3 separate regions of the Mus musculus genome follow, and regions 1 and 3 are each linked to region 2. The links are chromatin loops, found by intact Hi-C in ENCODE. Cell type or tissue: left cerebral cortex. All regions are shown on one strand.

Evidence for each region. Peaks named below come from ENCODE experiments on the same cell type or tissue, not always from the same donor. Only the 100,000 strongest peaks of a DNase experiment are listed, where the experiment ranks them.
Region 1: it touches region 2 in a loop (4-fold over the local background); 11 of 42 quality-filtered maps call a loop at or near these places.
Region 3: it touches region 2 in a loop (6-fold over the local background); 17 of 42 quality-filtered maps call a loop at or near these places.

What each region holds. Positions count from the first base shown.
Region 1 is chr10:93,573,742-93,581,741 of GRCm38, forward strand. It overlaps Ccdc38 (coiled-coil domain containing 38), which reads left to right. Exons shown (of 16, transcript NM_175488.6): 12 at 270-421; 13 at 1,532-1,667; 14 at 6,021-6,226; 15 at 7,992-8,000. Among named protein-coding and RNA genes, the nearest start is that of 4933408J17Rik, 12 kb to the right of the region's middle. In left cerebral cortex, a CTCF peak has its summit at 3,976 (motif pointing left); a DNase peak (open chromatin) is centred at 3,961.
Region 2 is chr10:93,287,133-93,295,132 of GRCm38, forward strand. The region is part of intron 1 of Elk3 (ELK3, member of ETS oncogene family); the gene reads right to left. Gm32551 (a long non-coding RNA gene) reads left to right here. Exons shown (of 2, transcript XR_871953.3): 2 at 1-2,333. Among named protein-coding and RNA genes, the nearest start is that of Gm32551, 6.2 kb to the left of the region's middle. In left cerebral cortex, CTCF peaks have their summits at 4,394 (motif pointing left) and 4,937 (motif pointing right); DNase peaks (open chromatin) are centred at 1,418, 4,459, 4,927 and 7,887; H3K27ac peaks cover 2,516 bases.
Region 3 is chr10:93,468,456-93,476,455 of GRCm38, forward strand. Lta4h (leukotriene A4 hydrolase) reads left to right here. Exons shown (of 19, transcript NM_008517.2): 7 at 301-373; 8 at 593-733; 9 at 2,345-2,368; 10 at 2,841-2,911; 11 at 3,399-3,510; 12 at 4,444-4,588; 13 at 6,021-6,124; 14 at 6,463-6,533. Among named protein-coding and RNA genes, the nearest start is that of Hal, 16 kb to the right of the region's middle. In left cerebral cortex, a CTCF peak has its summit at 3,193 (motif pointing left); a DNase peak (open chromatin) is centred at 3,191.

The sequences.
Region 1 (8,000 bases), 290 kb after region 2:
GAAAGAGAAGGGGACCCTTGGTGTCTTCTCTCTTTACCTCGTGGTTATAGTGAAGTGGCCTCCGCCATGCGATCCTGACACCGGCTACTCTGCCACTATGCACTTCCCATAGTCCCAGGGCAAACGTAAATAGTCCCTCCTTAAAAGTTGACTTTCTCAAGTAGCTTGCCACATGGGTGGAGAGCTGAGTGACAGCTCCCTCCCTATGCTGTCTAGACAAATCACATGAGCGTATTATGAGACACTTCTCTTCCCTGTTGATTGACTAGCTGCCAGAGATTTATTTCAAGGAGCCAGAGGAGTTGCTGCAGGTCTTCACGGAGCTGGAAGAGCAGAACCTCACCTTGGTTCAGTATTCCCAAGATGTGGATGAGAATCTCGAAGATGTCAACAAAAGAGAAAAATTTATACAGGATAAGATGTGAGTGGGTTCCTCCTATTCAACAGTCACTAAGCAGAGACCATATCCAACCACTCATGATGGCCCCTCTCCTGGTGTAGGCTGGGGTTTTAATTAATAACAATTTACATGATGGGTCCAAAGGAAGAATTGACATCTGGTCAGACTAGATTGGTTTGAGTTTAACTTTCCTCCTGCTTCCTCTCGCTCTTGAAGCATTTTCCTAGCTGGAGGGGTTGAAATGGTGCCCTTTGGCATCACTGCCTTCAGGACAGAAAATCTGTTCCAATGGAAATTAACACCTGCATGTAAGCTTTTATTTGCCTCCCGTGGACTTGGCTGTAGGCCTGAGAGCTGCCTCAGGGGATCGAACAGTTATTGACCAAGCATGAGGAGGGGAGTCTGCACAAAAGCCACACACAGTAGTGCACACCTGTGAGCCCAGTGCCCCTAACAGGAGGCAGAGACAAGAGACGGCCCAGAAGGTCACTGGCATTTGCCAAAACAGGACCCCAGGCCACTGAGACGGGTAAAGGCTGCCAAGGTAGAGTTCAATCCCTGAAATCTACATAGTAGCAGGAGAGCGCCGAGTCCTCCAAGCTGCCTGTGACGTCCACATAGGCCGTCGCATACACACACACACACACACACACACACACACACACACACACATTTTGGAAGAAGGAAGAACAGGAAGAAGGCCTTTCTCAAACATGGTGAAAAATGGGGATTGATACCTGAGGTTGTTCTTGTGACCTGTGTGCGTGCGTGGTGAGCACAGGCCCTCCTCTCCCTCCTTCTCCTCACTCCCCCTTCTCCCTTTCTCCCTCCTTCTCCTTCTTTCTCCCTTCCTCCCTCTCCTTCTTGCCCCATTCCCCTCTCTCCCTCTTTCTCTCTCTCTCCCTCTTCCCCTCTCTCCCTCCCTCTCACTCTTCCTCTCTCTCCCCCCTCCCCTCCCCCCCCACCTTTCTCACTCGCATGACAAATGCACACACATGCACTTTGGCCATGTCATCACACGCTGACCCCTTTGTGGTTGCTGGGTGCCAGGTGCTGACATGTGGCCAGCAAGAGGGCTGAGTCCCTCAACTTTGAGTTACAGACGAGGGTCCCCTCCTTCTTTTGCAATAGAAACAACAACATCTCCTTCCTGCTGGAGCACAAACATATGCTCAGGATGAACTGTGAACGAGAGGAGGAGAAGGCAGCAGAGCTGGAGCTGAGGTCCAGGCTCTTCAGTTTTGGAGAATTCAATTCCGATGCTCAGGTACCTTCTTGGCCTGTGGTAACTTTATTTTGTCTCCCGGTAATGATCTGGCCTCCCTGGGTGCTGAGCACTTGACACACGGGGAGAGTTAGGGCAATCCATAAATTGTTGACGGGGTGTGGAAAACCAGTGCGTGGAATTATTTTGTCAATATGGAAGAATCGTCCAGGGGGTTCACGTGAAATGTTGTTCTAGTTATTTCAAATGGCCCTTCTTTGTTGCTATGTTGTGTGTGATATAGTTTATTCGTTTTGATGGCAAATTCATGTGACCACTCAATGACAGAACATGTCATGAACCTACACACTTAATACTGCATGGAAAATTGGCCCAAGCACAGAGCCTAGAATATGTGTCAACTTCTTTGGGCTTAAATAGATTGGCTTGTCTCCCAGCACCCATGACACATCCTCACACCTTTATTTTACTGATAGGTTCACCTCTCCCAGCTGCATGCAGAGCCCTCCACACAAGGACCATCCTAACTTCTTGTTAGTGAACTCAGTCCAGAGCTCCCTTAAGTGTCGATGCTCAATAAATGTTTGTTGAATGAATGATCAGGTTAGTTTACAGATCCACAAACTCTAACAACCACTGGTTTCTTGGGAAAGCCTCATGGAATTTGAATCCAAAGACGCCGCATTGGGCTAACATCACATGTATGGCTGTGATCTTGACTTTTAGGCAGAAGTAGATTTGAGGAACAGGCTACTTTAGGAAACAGATGACCATCCTCCCCTACATGCAGACAGGCAGGGTTACTAAAAGCAAAAGCTGTGGCAGGAAATGTGTTGATTGTAACCGTCCAGTTCTTCGTTTTTGTTTTTAATCAACCATTTCTTTTCATCAGGGATACACTTCTACCAAAACTCTGCCACCTAACCATCTCGAGTGTGCAATTCAATGGCACAAGTACCTTCACGTAGCATAACTGTCGCCACGGTCTATTTCCAGAACTTTTCTGCCACCACTGAAGCATAAAGTTGGACATTGTAACCATTTTTTTTGAACGTACAGTTTGGTGGTGGTAAATACGTTCACGTTGTTTTGCAACCAATCTCTAGAATGCTTTTGATCTTGTACAAGAAGAACTGCATATGCATTTAACACAAGTTCCTGGTCCCTTCACTGCTCAGCCTCTGCTTCTTTGTCTCTGACTTCGACTCTTCTCCATAGCTCATATACGTGAATCTGAGCAGGATGTGTCTTGTAATGTCTAGCTTGTGTCACAAAGCATAAGGTTCTCTGGGTTCATCCATGCCGTGGCGTGTATCAGAATTTTGTTGAATGATATTCCATCCTAAACAGTACTTTGTTTACTGTATTGGTTGACATTCATCTGATGGACACTTGTATTGTTTCTATCCAACTCTTAAATAACTGTGAAGCTGACCACCCTGTCAAATAAAAGATAAATTATCTTTGCTAGCTAATGGTACGGCACGCCACAACCAAACCACTTTAATCTCAGCTTTAGGGCAGCTAAGGGGGCGCAAATGTCATGCTCAATACTTTTAAACATTGAGTCAACCATGAGAAGGGAGAATCTAGTTTGTGAAAGGCCCAGGGCTCAATGCGCAGAGAACAGAGACTTGATTCAAAAGTTCCTCAAGACTTCGATCAACGAACAATCACAAGTATAAATGTGTACAATTTGCAGGCACACTCTGGAACATGGTGTTAATAACTTACAGTCTTCCAAGAGTATGAAGTGATATGGAGGGAGAGAGAAATGGAAAACTTAGAAGTGTTTTGTTTTGAGGGTTGCTGTTGTTAGGCACAATCTCATTATCCAAAGCTGGCTTCATGCTCACTATGTAGCTGAGGATGACCTTGGAGTTCTCCTCCTGCACCTCCTGTTTGAGACTGGGATTACCAGCACAGACCACCACCCAGTCTCACGCAGTTCTGGGCTGCCTCACACGCACACTAGGCCAGCACTGAAGCAGCGGTTTCTCAGCCTTCCTAACGCTGCGAGCCTTTGATGCAGTTCCTCGTGATGTGAGCCCCAACCATGACGTTATTTCCATTGCTACTTCAGAACTGTAATTTTGCTACTGTTTTGAATCGTAATGGAAAGATCAACACGGATGACACACGGACATCCAGACAAGCCTCCAGTTTGAAACACTGCTCTGGTCCATCAGGTCCTGTTCACTGTGGACGTACACCTAAGTTGTCCTGGTACCCCCAGTCTTGGATCCATCTTCCTGCCTACTGGCCCTGGGGAACACTGGCCCTGGGGAACCTGGCCTGCTGCCAGGGCCTCCAACTTGAGTAGCTCTGGTCCAAGCCCGCCCTCTAGTGGCAATTTAAAGGACCCATTTGCACATCTCTCTTGTCTCTAGTTGGCCTTATTCTGGAACCCTTTTTTTCCTTTGCTGTCTTAGACCAGGAACTCAATCTCATTTTCATAATAAGCCATCTTTCATTTCCTTCTATTAGTTCTTAATCCATTTTCGCCTTGTAGTTCCCTCTCCTGTTTGATGAGGGATCTTAAAAGACAAAAAAAAAAAAAAAAGAAAAAAAGAAAAAGACACCATATAAAGTCTCCATCTGTCCATGCCTAACTCTGCGTTCAAGTATCTTTCCATCAAAAAGAACATGCTCCTATCAGTTTTACTTAAACAAGCATTAACTTCTTGAAATTCCCATGTACATTAGGGCAAGATAGGTTTTTCTTCTTTCAAAAACAAATTTAACCCTGCTGGCCTAGCCCATGTTGTCCCACACTTGTGGCAATCACTCTCCCAGCCCGTGTGCTAGGATTATAGACATGAGCCACATCTTCTACTAAGATCCTGATTACTCTTCTTCTCTTTAATATGCAGTGTGTCGCCCCGTTGGGTGGGGTACTTCCACTATTTTCTCTTTTTTATATTTGTCTGTCCTTTAGCTATCTCTAAGAAATGTGGAGTTCTCTAAATAGAAAACAAAGTAAGTGCTATGCTAGAGGGGACGTCATGGCACATTTATGGTTTTCTTTTGTGTTATTTTATATTTCTCTAGGGTTTTTTTTTTTTTTAAGGACTGTTCTTTTAATATAAGTGAAAATAAAGTAAGTTTTTAGAAAGTGAGAAACTAGGAGCTTTGTGATAAACAGGATCTTTGGAACATCCGTTAAAGCGAGAGGTGGGAACAACAAGCTGCCGGAAGTGGCAGACCTTGTTTGGCGTTAAGCGATGGCATGGCGGCTGTGAGGCCCTTATGGTTCCAGATGGGTCTCCCCAGTGGAGGGAGTCACATCAGCCTTGGGTGTGTTTTTCTTGTCTTTATGGTGATTCTCATCTTCTTGAGCAGAAGCAGGCAATCCTGAGGCAGGAGCCTACATGGAAAGCGATTTACTTTGCTGAGAAGTTTATTGAGTTCCTCTTGAGGAGTATCAGCCAGCCCGTGGCGAAAAAGGATCCCTTTCATCTCCCGAAATACATTATCTACCAGCTCAAGAGACTGCAGAATCAAGTAAAACATCGAAGTGGCGAGGTACAGGGATCGGCGGGCTTCGGCCTACGTGCTCCTTAGCTTAGACTTAAAGCAATGGCTTCCCCACGGAGACCTCAAAAATTAAACTCCCAGCAGGCTGTTTGGTCGGCCTAGGGATCTGTTTGCTTGTACATGCATTTCTCTGAAAGAAGGCACTCGTTTATTCAGCAAACATTTATTGTGTAGTTATGTGCAAGGCACTGTTTTAGGTGTGCACAGTAACATAAGCAGTGGTCCCTGCCCTCTGGTCCCCTCTCAGGAAGGGGACTGGGCACATATGCGGATACATACCTATCATTCAGCATTATAGGGTTTTCAACAATAAAACCGGGAGGGGCACACGTTAAGCCACTGGTGGTACAAAGTGATTTGAAATGTGTATGTGTATGTTGTCGGCACTTGGAACATTTAGGAAATCTGGTCAACAGAAACATTCAAGCCAAAAGATACTATCTTATAATTTTATTCATCTATCTATCTACATATATATATATATATATGTATATATATATGTATATATATATATATATATATTTATACACTGTATATATTTTAATACAATCCAAGGTGTCACTGTAATAATGATCTGGCTATAAATTATAATACAAATTCTCCTTGCTACCTGATTCTCAGTGATTTGTCTTTCGAAACATTTAGGGAGCAGGTGGGGTGTGACCCAGCGGTAGAACATTTGCTTACCATGTATTAGGTCCTGGGTCCTCTCCCCAGCACGAGATGATGGTGACGGTGATGATGATGATGCTTAAAGAGCTTTCCTCTTGTAACAGTAGAATGGAATTTTGCATTTACTGACAGTGAGCCACCATATAGTGACGGAACGTTTTCTGCTTTTTTTTTTCTTGCGCTCAGGAAAAGCTAATAGACTCTCTTAGTAAAAAGATCAATCAAGTGTATAGAGTCTGCATCGGAGATGCTGAGGTTGGCAGCTTGAATGCAGTTCAAAAACTGGTCAAAGTAGAGTCTCGCCTGGTGGAGCTGAGCGACCTCATTGAATCTATTCCCAGAGAACACGTGGAAGCGATCGAAAGGCTCAAACAGAAGGAGCGACGGCAAAAGTACTGTGACAGTCTCCTCAGTATATCGAATGGGTTACATGGCTGGTTTGCATAAATCCCACCCCACTGTTAGCTGTCTCTATATGGCAAACATTGCAGGATGGGAATGCAGTGGAGGATTCAGCCCTGCCCTCCCTCCCACAGAGAATGTTCTTAGGAAATAAGTGTTATCATTTCTACAGGCAATGGGCACTGTGACCCAAACGATCTGGGTAAACACAAGGTTTATCAGAGACAAGTGACCCAATTAGGATGGCTGTGGTGGAAGGAGGAGGGTCTCAAGTCATATGAACATTTCTCAGAGGCTGTCATGTGAAGAAAGAACTGCACTGTGGTGAAGGGTCTGTCCTTAGATGACCACAGGTGATTCGGTCTATAAAGGAATGGCAACTCTTAGGTGACACTATGCAATGTTTTAGCTGGCACTCCACCCCCACTCATTTATCTCCACAGACCTCACATGACCGTCATCCCTGAGACCTCATCCCTGCAGATCTCTACAAGTCAAATGAGGATCTTTATAGGCATTTTGTCTGGAACGATTATCACTATAACATGGCTGCTACTACCACATGACATGTAGGCAAAGCCGATGAGTGATTACGTCATAGGGACGATGTATCAAATTAACGATGTAAAACCACTGAACATGTCTGAAAGATACTAGCCATTAATGTTACATTGCTGATGCATGGAGGATATTCTCTCTCTCATGTAAAAATGAAGGTGACTCAGACAGCTCTTACACAGCATTGAGCAGACTTAGCCGAGGACAACTCCTTCCAAATGACCTCAGGTTCCTTACAGTACCAGGGAGTGCAATGACAATCTGTTTTCAACAGTAATATGCATTCAGTTCCAGTTATTAAAGGAACTTTTTCTCCAAAGTTTAGAGCAGTGGCCCTAAACCTTCCTAATAGTGATCCAAGCCTTTATAGTTCTTCACATTGTAGTACCCCCAACCCTAAAATTATTTTCACCGCCACTTTATAACTAATTTTGCTAGTTATGAATAATGTAAGTATCTGATATGATGCAGGACATCTGATGGAAAGGTCATTCAACCGTAAAGGAGTCGTGACCCACAGGTTAAGAACTGCTTTGTTTAATGGTACCTAACAAAGCACCCAGTTCAAAAAAAAGGGTTCAGGAGACACTACCATGCTCTGAAAACACTGGCATGTCGCTACACAGGTCCATAAGGGTCACTCACTGCCTTGTCTGAGCCAATGCTTACCCTAAAAGGCAGAAATGGCTTGTACTGGTCTTAAATTTAAGGCATCATTCAAAACGATCAGAGTAGTTTGTGGCAATCCACTCAGGTGATGTGCATATTCCCCTTAAACTTTAAAGGCAGGTCAAGGAGGAGGCTGGGAGCTAAGGTGGCTATGGTATAGAAAGTGCTTCAGCGGGAACTGAGAGAAGGATTCATCCAAAATGTTGACATTAAATGTCTTGCCGGGCGTGGTGGCACACGCCTTTAATCCCAGCACTAGGGAAGCAGAGGCAGGCGGCTTTCTGAGTTCGAGGCCAGCCTGGTCTACAAAGTGAGTTCCAGGACAGCCAGGGCTACACAGAGAAACCCTGGCTCGAAAAAACAAAAAGAAAAAAAAAAAAAATTAAATGTCTTACCATTGCTTGAATATTTAAAAGCCATCATCATGGAAATCTTATATTTGGATAGTTCATTTCCAAACAGTAACAATGTAGACGCTTCACTTTCTATTTCTAGACCTTCTAATAACTTTCTCTTCACCTATGACAGGCTGCGTGA
Region 2 (8,000 bases):
GAGATGCCAGCCAGTTTGGAGTTCTGCAGAGAGGGGAAGTGCTCAGCCTGCCTCTCTCTTCCCAGCTTCACTCCTTTAAGGGGCCAGGCAGCCAGAGCCGCACTGAAGCAAGTCCCTATATCCTCAGCACACTGAGAGTTGGGCTTAGCTATGTATCTTGAACTAGTCAGTGAAATACTGGGTTGAAGCGATGAGATACATAGAATTTACCTCAATTTGATCAAAGCCTGGCACAGGTTGAGTCTGAAGAAGCAGAAGTAAAATAAATACCACAGTGAGCCAAGGACGCTTGGGACTGTTTGTTACAAAGCATCACCATAGCTAAAGCTGACTGCTACAACATCACACATATTTGTTCCTCCCTTCACTAGGATGCCCTTGGGAGCTCAAGGAGGCATGAAAGGGCAGGCAGGGAAGAGGCCTTTGGTGGTGATGGGGCAATCAGCTTCAGGATCGCCCACATTTCTGGAATACAGGAAATGGACCCACAGAAGGCCAGGGTGGAAGATAAGGACCTCAGAGTCACCCAACAACTCTTAGGACAGAGCCCAGTCCCTGAGGTGGCAAACTGCAGCAGGATCACTCAGAGTTGCAGTGAGCAACTGTGCTCCCTGGAGGTGTCTGGGGGCTCAGGCTTCATGTGCGGAAAGCGTCCCACCCAGCACAGACTGGCCCTTCTTCCAAGCTCACGCCAGCCACTGCTCTGCCCTCCTCCATGCCACAGTTTTGACGACTGAGTCACACAAAGTTCTACTTTGTGTTGGAAGCCCAAGCCACACATTCCTCGGTGGTGAATATCAGACATACTTCTCTTTTAGCCAGCTCATAGTCCTACGGTAGAAGCCATCTGGTAGGGAGGGGTGTGTCACAGAAGCATAAGGTGGTTCTAACTCCCTGTCCCCTTATCAAATGACATTACATGGAGCCATAGAGCTAAAACCATTAACAGAGGACTCGTCTCCTCCCCTCAAGGGCACAAGCTATATTTCTTTGACTCCACTTCTACTGTTCATTTTAATCATGGCCACATCAAATTTTGTAACTTGCAGTTGTTCTCATATGCAACCATCCAGCATGTCACCCCACCTCCATCCCCAATACCTGTCAATACCTGTCATTTAGACTGTCCAGAAAGAGCAATGACTCGTGTACCTGGGGGGTGGGGGGTGTTCTAAGAACCGTGACTGCTGTACTTGACTCAGTTTACTATGGGACTTACCAGGAGGAAGAATTCACAAAAGCCTTGCAACTTGGACAGGCTGTGGGCTCTGTCATCCCAGCAAGTGTTTATATGGATACAGTGTATCCATGAGACTGTATCATATTGTAACACCGCATAGATACAATGTCCTGGTATCAGAGCCGGCTTTAAGTTACAATGTGTCATCAGCTGACATTCATCTGGCTGGATGCCCAGACCTGCTAGCTTCCAAGGACTAGAACTCTTGAGCGCAATGCTAGAAATGTGACAAATGCACCCACATCCATTCCCTGGTAGTCTGGGCTTTTAAATGTTCTTCCCCACTCCGCTTTGGGTTTTTTGGGTTTTGTTGGTTGAGGATGTGTCAACATGCACAAAGGGGCACCCATCAAATCAGGATGATGGCTTCTTCTTTACTCTCTTTATTTTTGGAGCCTCAGACTTCTGTCTTGCAGATCTTCCTAAGATAAACAATAGACTATTGTGAAGTATAGGTCCCTAAAACAGAACTTGCTCCTCCAGCTGTATACATTGGCTTCTGCTGTCGAATCCCCCTTCACCCAGCCCTCCCACCTCCCAGCCCCTAGTATTGACTACGAAGTCACTTTTTTAAAGCATCCACATATTAAAGAGAACACACGACATACTCTGGTTTTGTTTGTTTGCTAATTAGAATATGCTTCTCTTGCCCTGCCTAGCTCTTGTTTTGAATATGTGGGGTTTTATCAGGTATTTTAATGCCATCCCTTAAAAAAATTATGAGGGGAGGGGCATATGCACATCATAGCATAAACGCACACGAATGGAAGGCAGAGGAAAGCTACATGTAGTTGGTTCTCAGGGATAAAACTCGGGTCTCCAGGCTTGCCTGCAAGCACACTGTCTGCTAGACTGTCTTACCAGGTTAAGTCTCATCATACAGGGACTGTGAATGTTTACGTACCGAATGTACTAATGTTGTTGATTTGCTTGTACACAGAAAACAAGTATCAAAACATCACATCACACCTCATAAATACATACAATTACCATGTCAATTAAATGATTAAAATAAAATAAAATGGCTCATCAGATCTGAAAAACCCCCCTTTAAAGAGGCAGGAAGCAGACTGATAGACCAGCCGTGTTGACAGCCTATCTTTCTTTATTACACTTTTTACTGTCGTCTTCCTTCCTCATAAAAGGCAAAGCTGGGTACAAAAGGCTCAGGATGGTATGAGATTCAATAGCAAAAGCCAATCCTCTCCCAGTCAATTCAAATTAACAGCTAGCTTCACGCGTAGCAGATGATGTTTGCCGAAACCTGTTCACATCTCACAAAACAAAACAAGACAGGGCCAGCAAGACAGCGAGGCAGATAAAGGCACTTTTCTCAATAGCCTGGCATCCTGAGTTCTAGTCCCAAGATCCACATAGGGAAAGAAGATAATCAACTCCCAACAAATGGCCCTCTGACCTTCACATGTATGTCATAAGATATATTCCCATGCAGCGTGCATGTGCATGTGCGTGTGTGCGCGTGCACACACACACACATACACACACACAGAGCAAGAATAAATAAATGTATTAAAAGGGAAAAATAAAAGCTATGATACTGAGTATATCAATGTAGGTTCTTTTAAATAAGATGTATATAATATATACTATAGTATTATATATTATGCTATATATTATACTATAACCAACTGGAAACATCAACCTCTACTCTCTCTCTCTCTCTCTCTCTCTCTCATATCTATCTTATGCCAAGATGCTGTCTAGCATCAGTAAACAAAAGGGCTTATGTCCGTATTGAGCTCACATGTCAGTGGAAGAGACAGGCTGTGAACAACAAAACGCGTGATGAATTAAGTTACAGTGTATTGGAAGACGGGTGTTATGGAAAGTCACTGAAGCTGGGCAAGGAGCAGGATGTACTTGTGGGCTTGGGCAGGGGTACAGGGGTCGGAGAAGACCTTGCTGAGACAGCGAAAATGAAGAAATGTCTTTGTTTAAAAATGGAATTTTCAAACAAGGTTAAAAATCACAGTTGCCAGATGGATCTACAATGAATGCAGGTCAAAGATATTCTCCTGCTCACTACTGTCTATTAAGTCTACTGTCTACTCACTTCGTCTATTAAGACAAAGGAACTAGGTAGATTTTATAATGGCATCAAAATCTGAATAATAGCCGGGCAGTGGTCACGCATGCCTTTAATCCCAGCACTTGGGAGGCAGAGGCAGGCTGATTTCTGAGTTTAAGGCCAGCCTGAGCTACAGAGTGAGTTCCAGGACAGCCAGGGCTACACAGAGAAACCCTGTCTCAAAAAAAAAAAAATCTGAATAATGGGGCATTTACAGATGAGGAATAGTGAAACAGATAAATGAAGACAAAAAAAAAAGAAAGAAAGAGTGGGAGAGAAACAAAGAAGCATTGTAGACGCGACTGGGTATCTATGGACAAGAATTAGTTCACAGCCAGTCCTCTATAAGAAACAAAGCTGTAAATTAGCTTCCATAAAAATCAGCATAAAACCACCGACCAGTGTCCCCAGGTCCTAGACACTGCTGGCTTGACTAGGGCAGGGTTCTTTTCCACACCTCTAAGGAGTGCCCGTGCATACCCAGAAGGCTACTCGGCAGGTGAGAAGATACTTGAGCATCTTTGTGTTCATCTCTGAGCGTCTGCCCTGCCCTGCCTGCCTGTAGGGTTTTAGGGGTGTCATTCACCTTTCTCTACACGTATGTCCTCACAGGTAAAGTGATGGTGGTGGTATAGAGGATACAGATCCCTGCCTTGCAGGGTTACTATTGAATATTACAAGGTCGCTAATAAACTATCCGGGACAAAGCAAGTACTACTTAAAACACTAGCTGCCTTTACTTCTTAAACAAGGAAAGCTCTTCACAGATGCTGCTGTGACATCAGATGGCCTCCCCCCCACCCCCCCAGCTCAAAAGCATCATTCAGATACTGTATGGACTGTGGGCTTTGTCTTTAGGCAATCAATGGCTTCAATACAGTCAACGACATCCAGGTGAACGTTGAGCCACAGTGTGCTTGTCGGCTTACAAGGTGACTTGGAATGTAACTGTGTACATTGTTAGGACTGTTGTCTGATATCCTTACAGGCAGCACAGCACCTATCCTTCCCGGCTAGCATAAGACAATAATTCCAGAGGCCTCCAACTTGGGCGGGTCAGCAGAGAGCGACCCCTGCTGGCCATGCTGCCCCTGGCCATGCCGTTGCTCCCATGGAACTTGTGTTCCAGGAAAAGGCCAGGGAATCAAGTAGATGAGAACTGTTGCACTGGGCGGAGGAGGATCTAGACTAACAAGTCTGTCTGTGGATGACATAACCCAAGCTGGCTGGTTAGGGCAACAGACAGAGGAAAGAAGTGCAAGGGGGCCACTGGTACTATGAGGAAGAGACATTTTTTGTATACTCCAAGTGAGTATCTTCACTCTGTGTTTTCAACACTCAGCTCTTTACAAATGTAAACCTGAGATTTTTTGTTGTTGTTGTTGTTGTTGTTCTTCCTAATCTTCGTGTGAAAAAAAAAACCCACCTTAGGACAGAACCACAAAGTAAAAGATGGAACAGACTGGCTGCTTTTGCAGCCAGGAGATTGCCTGCTTGAGAAGCGGTCTTTGGACTTCCAGAGGTTCCGTCTCCCTGGCATCCTCCCCTCTGTTTCCTTCCTAACGTGGAGGACATGTTACCTTCCATCTGCCACGAGGTGGCGCCAGATGTCCTCTGAGTTGGCTGCAGACTCATAATCCAGAGCCAGAGATTTGAACTGCTTCTTAGAAATCCAAAACTTCACCACCACCACCACCTTCTTCTTCTTCTTCTTCTTCTTCTTCTTCTTCTTCTTCTTCTTCTTCTTCTTCTTCTTCTTCTTCTTCTTCTTCTTCTTCTTCTTCTTCTTCCTCTTCCTCTTCCTCTTCCTCTTCCTCTTCCTCTTCCTCTTCCTCTTCCTCTTCCTCCTCCTCCTCCTCCTCCTCCTCCTTCTCCTTCTTTTCTTCTACTTTTCTCCTCCCCCTCCTCCTTTTTTTTCCTACTGAACCACACCTGATGCTTCTCTTTGCACGTTATCAGCTTTGCTTCTGGGATTTCACAGAGGTGGCAGTTAAGCAGGTAAAAGGACCTTCTGATTTTCTTTCTTCCTGCTTTGATCTGTGACAGGGTCTCACTATGTAGCCCTAGCTGTCCTGGCACACCCTATGTAGATGGGGGATGACTGGGAACTCACTGAGGTCCACCTGCCTCTGCCTTCTGAGTGCTGGGATTAAAGGTGTGAGCTATCACACCTGCTGTCTGAAAACAAGGGATATTCCTGTGTGAAGGACACACAAAGGAGACACTCAGATAGCATGCTGTCTTTTTCTTAAGATGTGTGTGGATCCAGAAATGGAGGGGGGTGGGGGGAGAAAAAACCAAAACCAAGCTCTTGCTGACATTTCTCCGGGTTGCAGCTCTTTGTCCAATGAGGAAAGGTTCACTGCTATCCACAAACCCACTGAAACCAAGGAACAGGAATACATCTAGGGTCTGCCAGACCCCAGGACGGGCAACTTTTAGGCATGCAAGGGTAATTTGCGAAGTACATGAACACACAACACCAACAAACTCTGAAGTCTTTGTCTTGGGCAGTGGTTGGTTCTCAGCCTTCCTAATGCTGCAACAGTTCCTCATGTCGGTGCTGACACCCATCCATAAAATTACTTTGTTGCTACTTCATAACTGTCATTTTGCTACTGTTGCGAATGGTAATATAAATACGTGTGTTTTCTGACGGCCTTCTGGAAAGGGTCATTCAACCCCCAAAGGGGTCATGACTCCCAGGTTGAGAACCTCTGGTGCATTTTTTTTTTCTGAGATGAGCCTAAGACTATTACAATTTATTTTCAGGAAGCATTTTAGTCATTGCCAGCTGTCACAAGTGAAAAACAAAGGTATGACATCCTTCCAAGGGTCCATGTTCCTCAAAGTTCTTCTCGTGGGGTAACCAATGTCCGTGCTTTCCTTTCTTCTGTAGACAATCTACAGCTTGTTCCTGTCTTTTAAAAGAAACAGAGGAACAGCAAAGAGAAGTGGGCACTGCTCAACCTAGCGATTTATCCTCTAAGACCATGCAAGACACTTTGCCACGTTTTAAAACTGAATCTTCCATCTGAGGAGAGAACTTTTTGGGAGAAATTACTGACCTGATGGCCGCTCAGCCAGAACAGAATTGCAACTGTGTATACAAACTGCCCAGCTCTCCTGGAACTTTGTCATCTGTGGGTAAATCAAAAGCAACTTGACTGGCTTGCTGGTGGCTCACGTACAAGGGTGTTTTCTTTGGAAAACTAAGTGGATGGCTACATTGCCTCCATTGAGATGGCGTCCATGGGTCATTCTACTTCCTCCAACATCCGCAAATTCATCCATTTCCCACCCCACCCCAGCAGGGCACAACCCAGCCCTATCTTATCCTATCTTTTCAGAGCTCTCTAGACAGCCTCTCATGGGTCCTCTTTGATCTCTAACGTGGCAACGTCCCAGAACTTCCTCAAGGTACAAGTTGTACTTTCTGGGCCTGGAGAAAAGGTGAGCCACCTAGAAGATAAATAAATATCTGGCGTCCCAGAAGCACACACCTTCTGTGTACCTCCAAGATGCTAGTCAACTCTAATTGGGATAGCCCGGGGAAAGCTCAGAATACTATCCTGCTTGCTATCTGGCTGCAGCAAAGCTCACGCGAGTACCTTATAATATTGCCTTCTAGGAAACAAGGCTTGCACAAACGTGCTAGGAATTCTTAGCCAGCATCTCATTAGCATCCCCTGCGATTCCAACACAGCACGTGATGGGAAAACAAACACTCACTAAACAAGTGTATAAAGCTACCATTTTTTTTTTAATCTTAAATTCTTTCTGGTGGGATTGAAGTATTTTGGCTTTATGGATGGTTAACAAAAGCTAAAGATCCCAGACATTTTACAGTCGCTCTCTTGGGGGAAAAATAGCATTATCCACCTTTTCCAGTATCTTCTGACCCTCTGAGCTCTCTGTGCACCATTCCCTTCAGCTCTCTAGGTAGCCCGACACACAAAAAAAAAGAACGCAAGGAATCTTCAACGCACACACCTCCATTGTCTTTGTTATTTGAAAACATCAGACCACAATGTGAAGCTAGAGCGAAGAGTGAAGAAAGAAACCAACTAGTCGCTTAGATTTCCCAACAGAGGCAGCAGCCCCTGGGCTGTCTACGGCTACCTCTCTGTGTATCCATAAATCCAGGAGATGGGGTAGAAAACCACAGTGCTTGGGTGGAAAAATCACTCCAGGTAACCAACGGTTCTAAGAAAACCGACCATGTCTTGAAAGCCGAGTCGAGCTGTAGAGCCATAAAGCACAGAGGTTCTTGCATGGTGGGTACAGCCGCCCCACCCCCATCCCACCCCCGCCCCAGAGATGTGGGGCGTGTTTTTCTTTAAACAGAAGGGCCATTCCTTTCCAGACATTTCTGGAAGAGAACCTGGCCATTTACTTTCTATGCGATTGTTTTTATTGTCCAGGCTCTCCCCGCGACTCTTATTTCTGGCTGGCGGCACAGCCCCCATCCGAGGGTTCTCAGACTTTGCTAGCGCTGAGCTTCCTCTTCTTCTGCAGGTTGCAGGCAGGAAACTGGAAAATGGGCCACAGGAAACCTGGCCCTCCCACATCTGTCCCACTTTGTAACTGCAGCTCTGGTTTCATTCGGTCTGTGTGTCAGTTCTATTTTAACCCTTGACACGACGGCCGGCCGGGCTGCTCTCTGAAAGA
Region 3 (8,000 bases), 180 kb after region 2:
TTCCCCTTTCCTTTCCTTTCCTTTCCTTTCCTTTCCTTTCCTTTCCTTTCCTTTCCTTTCCTTTCCTTTCCTTTCCTTTCCTTTCCTTTCCTGGCACTGTGCCTCTGTGGAGAGTTCTTGCTGTGTGTTTAACAGCAGATTAGATACCTTAAATGATTTGGCCTCCTCCCTCCCTGCCAGTGCACAACCAATCCCATCTTACTTTACAAGCTTTTGTTACTACAAAACGTCTAGGTTCTTCTTAGACCCAGATGAGTAATTTGACTGGAATTTCTCTCATGAAGCTTTTGCATTTTGCAGACAAATTGGCCCAAGAACTCTGGTGTGGTCCGAGAAAGAGCAGGTGGAGAAATCTGCTAATGAATTTTCTGAGGTTGGTCAGACATACCCTTCCTAATAGTATGAGGCGGTAGATTTTAGGTTCGTGGGTAATGCCATAGCTGTGAGCACTTTCCGATGTGTTTGTAGTTGCTACTTCCTGCTTATCATTTCAGTAAATTTCTAAAACAGCCTTCACAGAAAGCCGTTTTGCACTTTTAAGAAATGACTATTATGACCATTAAGAGATTTGTATGCATTCATTTTTTTCCAGACCGAATCCATGCTTAAAATTGCAGAAGATCTGGGGGGGCCCTATGTTTGGGGGCAGTACGACCTCTTGGTTCTGCCCCCATCCTTCCCGTACGGTGGCATGGAGAACCCTTGTCTCACGTTCGTAACGCCTACGCTACTGGTGAGAAAGATTTCTTCGTTTGAAATGGAGGTCCCCAAAATAAGCCTGGGTGAAGGGCTGGGGCATAGCTCAGCTGATAAAGGGCTTGCTGCATAATTAATGAGGACTTAAGTTTGACTTCCCAGAACCCATGTGAAAAGTCGGTTGTATACACTAATCCTGGACCAGGGAGGTGGAGACAGCAGGTCCTAGACCATAGCCTTCTTCCTTGGCCCAGGCCAATGAGAGATACTGTCTCAAAATCCAAGGAGGGCAGCATGTGAATAATAGAATCTAAGGCTATTCCACATGGAAACACACACATGCAGGCATGCGCACATGCACACACACATACACAGATGGGAAGAGCTTTGGATGCTAGTAATATTTTTAATATATTTTTGTTTGTATAGCCTTTATTTCTAATTTTATTGCTAGTTGTGGTTATCGCAATTTTCACTTTTTCAAAGGAGACTTATTTGGCCATCGGGAAAGGGAATGTTCTACAGTATTTTGAAATGTTGAGAGTAGCCCTGCCATACAACGCACTTTGGACAAATTATGTATCTAGACAAAGGATCCACATCATTCATACTTGGCAGTCAGGTATGAGGCACAGAAACTTAGTGCCCAGCATCTAAGGGAAGACTGGCCTACCACACATTGCTGCTTTATAGACCTAGTGAGCTGCTTGGAGTTCTAGGAATCCAGCAAGGACTTAACTAGGACCTAAGTAGATTGGAATTCGCCATAGAACACATTGGACAGTGTAAACTTTCCTTTAATCTATTGTCAATTAAAAGAAAGGAGGGAGTGGGAGGTTGTGCTTACCAAAGCCCTCGTGTAGCCTAGAGCTAGGACCTGCTGGAACCCACCTCAGTGCTCCCTGCCTGTAATTCCAGCCTCAGAAAGCAGAGATGAGATTCCCAGAGCAGGCTACCTATCAAGACTCGCCATAGCACAGAGCTCTGGGTTTGATTGAGAGACCCTGCCTCAGTAGAAAAGGCAGACATGCGTGCATCTACACACGCACACACACACATACATATACACACACGCGCGCACACACACACACATACACATGCACACACACATACACATACACACGCACACACACATACATATACACATACATACACATACACCTATACATACACACACACCTATACACACACACACACACACACACGCACACACATACATATACACACACACTCACACACACATACACATGCAGACATGCACACATATACATGCACACCTATACATACACACACACATACACATGCACATACACAGCTACATACACACACATACACACACGCGCGTGCGTGCGCATACACACACACACACACACACACACACAGTAAGAAGGAAAGAGGGGTAGATACATGAAATGGAAGTAAAGAGCTCTCTCTGGGGTTAGGCCTATTAGTCCTATTGATGTTAAAGAGGTTTCTGTGATTAGGGAAGGAAAGAAGGCAGTGTTTGCTTCCTAATGCCTGTGTGTTGAACCTGTTGACATACAGAGTAGACATACAGTGACCCTTCAGGCCAGGTCTGAGATGTCGTCAGCTGCAGCCTGTCGATCGATCTGATGATGGAAATTCTAAGATGTTTTCTTTTTTGTAGGCAGGTGACAAGTCACTCTCCAACGTAAGTAAAAATTTCTTCTTACAATCTTAACACTCAAGAAGTTGTTAAAATACCCACTGTGTTGTTTAGAAGTTATTATTGTAAAAGAAAACTGGGGTTATCCTCTTGCTACTTCAGCAATTAGGTTTAGTAGAGTAAAGAAAAATTTAGCCAAATATATATGATACATAATCACAGAAACAAGTATTGTTATTTCCTGTGTATGAAACATTTTAATCGGCTTACATGCTCATTGAATTTAATACTTTCCATGTCTTTTTTTTTTTTTTCTTTGTGGTAGTTGTTTCTAATCCATTAGCATGTTCTATACCTTTTTGGTCTTGGTTAAATTGCATTTTCCTCCCGAAGTAAGTAATTTTTTAATACGTTTTTAAAAACATCAAGTCATGTGACATTGAAGTATTTAAATAAGGACTTGCTTCAGGATGAGGTATCCGGTGTGACCACTAATCCCTTAACACTGTCCTCTCAGGTTATTGCACATGAAATATCTCATAGCTGGACAGGAAACCTAGTGACTAACAAGACGTGGGATCACTTTTGGTATGATGGGTTGTTTTGTTTTCTTTTGTTTTATTGGTTGCTCTTGTTGATCCTTCTGCTTTCCACCCACCGCCACCGCTGTCTCCTCTGTACTTCTTGTTTCTCTCCCCTACGGTCTCTATGATCCACGGAGTTTCAAAAGACCCTGCCGCACCTGTCACAGAGGTCCATACAGTCTAGGTGTGCAGTTTATTCCTGCCGCTAACTCTCTGACATTGCCGCATTTTAACACAGACTTGGCAATAGCAAGATTGCCGCTTCCTTTTCTCTGCTGCCACCTGCTGGTCTGGGCTTGCTATCGTCTTAGTTGACTGCCTGGGCCTCTCTAGGCAGCATGGGCTGGGATGTAGAGGCCATGCTATCTATAAGGGCTCTCCTCCCGGGGGAAGACACAAAAGAAAAGATCCGCTTGGCTAAGATGCTGTGTTCTATCTGCTGGGACAGTACCCATTTTGTTGTTGTTTTTTTTTGTTTTGTTCCCTTTCAGGTTAAACGAAGGACATACTGTCTACTTAGAGCGCCACATTTGTGGACGGTTGTTTGGGGAAAAGTTCAGACATTTCCATGCTTTGGGAGGATGGGGAGAGCTACAGAATACGGTAAGTAGGGTGGGCTTCTACAAGAGTCACCCAGCCTTGCATAGTCATTACCAAACTGGGTTAATAAACTATCTTTTTAACAACAGGGTAGTCATAGGTGTAGAGGATGTAGCAGGTGCCATGCATAGCCCTGTTCTAAACTGGGAGCCAAGAAACACATACGTTCTTTACTGCTAACATAGATGACTATTGCATAGAAATTTATGTGAATACTTGTGATTTGTTTGTTTGTTTGTTTGTTTGAGACAGAGTGATCTGTGTAACAGCCCTAGCTATCTTGGAACTCACTCTGTAGACCAGGCAGGCCTTGAACTCACTGAGATCTCTGCCTGCTTGCCTCTGCCTCCCGAGTGCTACAGTTGAAGGTGTGCACCACCACTGCCTGGCCCTAATACTTGTGATTTTTTTTTTTCAAAAATGTATTTATTTATTTTGTTTTTTTTGGAGACAGGGTTTCTCTGCACCACCACTGCCAGGCAGATTTATTTATTACTTATATCTAAGTACACTGTAGCTGTCTTCATACGCATCTGAAAAGGGTGTCAGATCTCAATACAGATGGTTGTGAGTCACCATGTGGTTGCTGGGATTTGAACTCAGGACCTTTGGAAGAGCAGTCAGTGCTCTTAACCGCCGAGCCATCTCTCCAACCCCTACTTGTGAATTTTTAAACACACTCTCCCCAACTCTAAATGTGTCGCTCAGACATTAAATCATCTTTCTAGTTCTTTTGTCAAAGTAAAGCCTGTTATTAGCAAGGAATATCTGAGACATACATGTAGTTAGACTCCAGGAGTGATAGCAGCATACTGTTTCCAGTCTGTACGTTGAAGGTTTAGAAGCCTGAGTGAAACAGAGCCTCCCCAACAGCTTGCTGGCGCAGTAACAGTCCTCTTCCTATGAGGGTACTCATCTCACTTTATTGGGTTGCAGATAAAAACATTTGGGGAGTCCCACCCCTTCACCAAGCTCGTGGTTGATCTGAAGGACGTAGACCCCGATGTAGCCTATTCCTCCATCCCCTATGAGAAGGGCTTTGCGCTACTCTTCTACCTTGAACAGCTTCTTGGGGGACCAGGTAAGTAGCTGCCATTGTCCGCCGGTTGGCTTTCGTTTGTTTTTAATCTCTGGGAGGGTGATATGAAGAGTAGAGATGACTTGTTAACTCTTTCTAGTCTTTTTACATTTCTGGTTCATTCTGCTAGAGACGTCTATTGCTGTCAGATGTTGCCTTCATCCACAAAACTCTACACAACCCCTTAATCTAGATAATGGGGGCTTGACTTTTTTTTAAATCCCATTATAGTTAAAGAGTTAGGGTAATAGCGTATATCCATAGACAAACTTCCTGCAATCCAGAAGTTTATGAGTGACAAATGAGCGGCCTCCCAGCCCTCGCCAGCCCCAGAGTCACCTCATTAGCACTTTGATGTCACTGGCTCCAGATCTTATTCTAGGGGTAGATGACTGTCAGTCACACACACACATATACATGGAATGACTTTAATAAAATCAGGGATCCTGTAGACTCTTATTGGTGGGTCCACTTCCTCCATTGAAGTTCCCAGAAGTCGCTGTAATTCTCTCTTCTTTCTTCAAGTTTTCATGGATGTGACGTCACCTACATCAGCTTCCTCCTTCCTGTGGGTCTTAGCCACCTCAGCATAGGGTTTTCCCCCTCACCTTTGCACCTCGTGGCTTCACTTTGGAATATCTAGATTGCCAGTGTCGTTGTTGGGTTGCACCCTGTGCCCTTCAGTAAATAAAACAAGCACTCCTGGAACATAAGCCATGTGTGACTCAGCGGGGCCCCTGAGAACCGGAGCGGCTTAGCAGAGGATTTGGGGAGAGACCAGTCGAGTTGCTTCTATCACACAGTGTCCTGATGATTCTGCTTCATTACTAGTTACTGATGTTAACCTCTTCCCGTGCCACAAGCATGAATTCGAGTTTCCCACAGGTCTGTCCGCATGGAGGTCCGTACAGTAGGGTGTGGTGCTGTACAGGCAAGAGAGAGCGACTGTCTTATGTATTGGTTCTGCATCTGTCTTTTTTAAATTTCTAAGCTCAGTGTTTTGCATCCTCGTACTCAGGGCACGTGACTCTCTCTCTCTCACACAGATGTGCTGGGATTATGTGACATTATATTGATGGCCTGGGCGGGGTGGTACCCGTTTCCATCGGCTTTGAAGGCGCCTGCCCTTCCATTCCATTTGTGGGCTTACTCCCCCTTTGTCTCATCGATGAGGGCTATTGCTTTAGAACTTGGGTTATTCTTGCTCTGTGACTTCATTATGTCATCCTGGCTGGAAGGAGACTTCTAGGCCCAACTGGAGACCTGCCTCCTGTCCTGAACATTCTCTCACTGTCCAGAGCTCTCCTTGGTCCTTTGACTGTTCTCTGTTGCCCGTGGTTACCAGAACAACGTCAACTGCAAAAACGACGTCAAAGAATTGCCTTCCTGTGAATTGATTTCTTTTTCTTTCTTTTAATTTTGTTTTTCCTCCTAGAGGTGTTTCTAGGATTCTTAAAGGCTTATGTTAAGAAGTTTTCCTACCAAAGTGTAACGACTGATGACTGGAAGAGCTTCCTATATTCCCACTTTAAAGACAAGGTCAGCTTTAAATTCTTCCTATTTTTCATGCTCCATGTAGCTCTATAAACTACTTGTTAGGCTGTGTGTATTTCTTAACCATAAGTATTGGCTCAGAATTTCCCAAGAGACTCCTCTGTTGTATTCTGATTCCCTTTCAGAACACTTGTGATATCTGTAAGTTTGTATGTTAATTGGTCAGATTTAACCGTCCCACATTTAGAAATTATCTCGACGTGGCAGCGTAGAGTAGATGGTGTCTGATCACTCCCAGGTTTTCAGTTGGGCATCTGTGAGCTTGTTACAACCTAGGACAAGTCTCTCTATCTGTCACGAACTGGCTGGTCTTCTGTTCACAGGTGGATCTTCTCAATCAAGTTGATTGGAACACCTGGCTCTACGCTCCGGGCCTGCCTCCTGTCAAGCCCAAGTGCGTACCCGCCTGCTAACCTGCTTCCTTTCCTTCTTCCTGTCCATTTTGTTTGTTTAGTTATTGTTTTCCCAGAACAGGATTTCTGTGTGTAGCCCTGGCTGTCCAGAACTCACTCTGTAGATCAGGCTGGCCTCAGACTCACAGAGATCTGCCTGCCTCTCAAGCACTGGGATTATGGTGTGCATTACCACCACACAGCGAGTATTTAACCTCTTGTTATTGCTTTGCGGCATACTAACCTACAAATGTGTTGGACTGCATGTGTAGCTATCTCAGGACAGGTGGCTGAGGGCTGCAGGTTGAACACACCTAACCGGATCCCTTTTGGAGTATCTGGACAGACTATGTGCTTTTCTTGAACTGTTACCAGTCAGCAAAGCGTGCAGAGGCTTGGATAGATTTCTTAGACTTTTTTCCCTGAAGCCCAAAGCCATTTCCATGGTTTACAAACAGATCTGTTGAACTGATTGCAGTTATTACTGAGTGCTTTGTTTCTACTGAGATATGGAGAGGGACTCAGGAAAGAGTAAGATATTTTCTCCTTTTAAAGGTTTTGTGAAGGCTAGGTATGGTGGCTGTCTCTCACCCCAGCCCTTGGGAAGAGATAGGAGGATCATGAGCTCAGGGTTCAAGTAGCAAGACTTGATCTAAAATACACATACACATTTTCAGTAAGGAAAAAAATAGCATTTTACTGTTAAATAATATGTACAGATATTATATCTACCCTTAAGCTATTATAAGTTATTATCCCTATTTCTAGAAGTAGTGATTTAGAGTTAGCTGACCAAAGTGTTTTGCCCAAAATTGCACAACTCATAAATAGTAAGCCTTAAATCCCTGGAGCCTTAACCCCCTGTCTTTTAAGTTAAACACCTCCCTGGCGTCAGGGAGCTAGTTGCACCTTTGAGTTCAGCTGTCGTGTAAGGATGCTGACTCTGGCATACTCCAGCTCTTGGTTGCCCTCCCTTCCTTCAGATCATGGAAAGTCCTTACCAGCCACTCTCCCACCAAATAGCCTGATTTAATTTAGGTGCAGGGTGAGCATCACAAGTTGAGGTAGAAATAAAGATGCCATGGTCCTGTGTGTTTGGCACGCCTCTTGAGAGCCCAGGCTGAGAAAGGAGTACTCAGAAGAGATGCAGTAATTCCCACATTCTTACAACACTCTCCACATTTGTATGCATTCAAATGTCTCCCAGGCGTATCCTCTTTTCTCCATTTCCTGCCCCTCCACTCATACTCACTGTGACGTTAGCACACAGGAAGACTGCTGTGGCCTCTGAACTGTGCACCTAGATGTTTTCTGGCCTCCTCCTGTACCAGTCTGTATAGAGAGCCGAAGTAAACATTTAAAAACACAGTGTGACTCAGGATGCAGAGGCATACAGGTATCTGTGAATTGAAGGCTGCCTTGGTCTATATGATGGGTTCCAGGACAGACAAGGCTACATAATGAAGAGA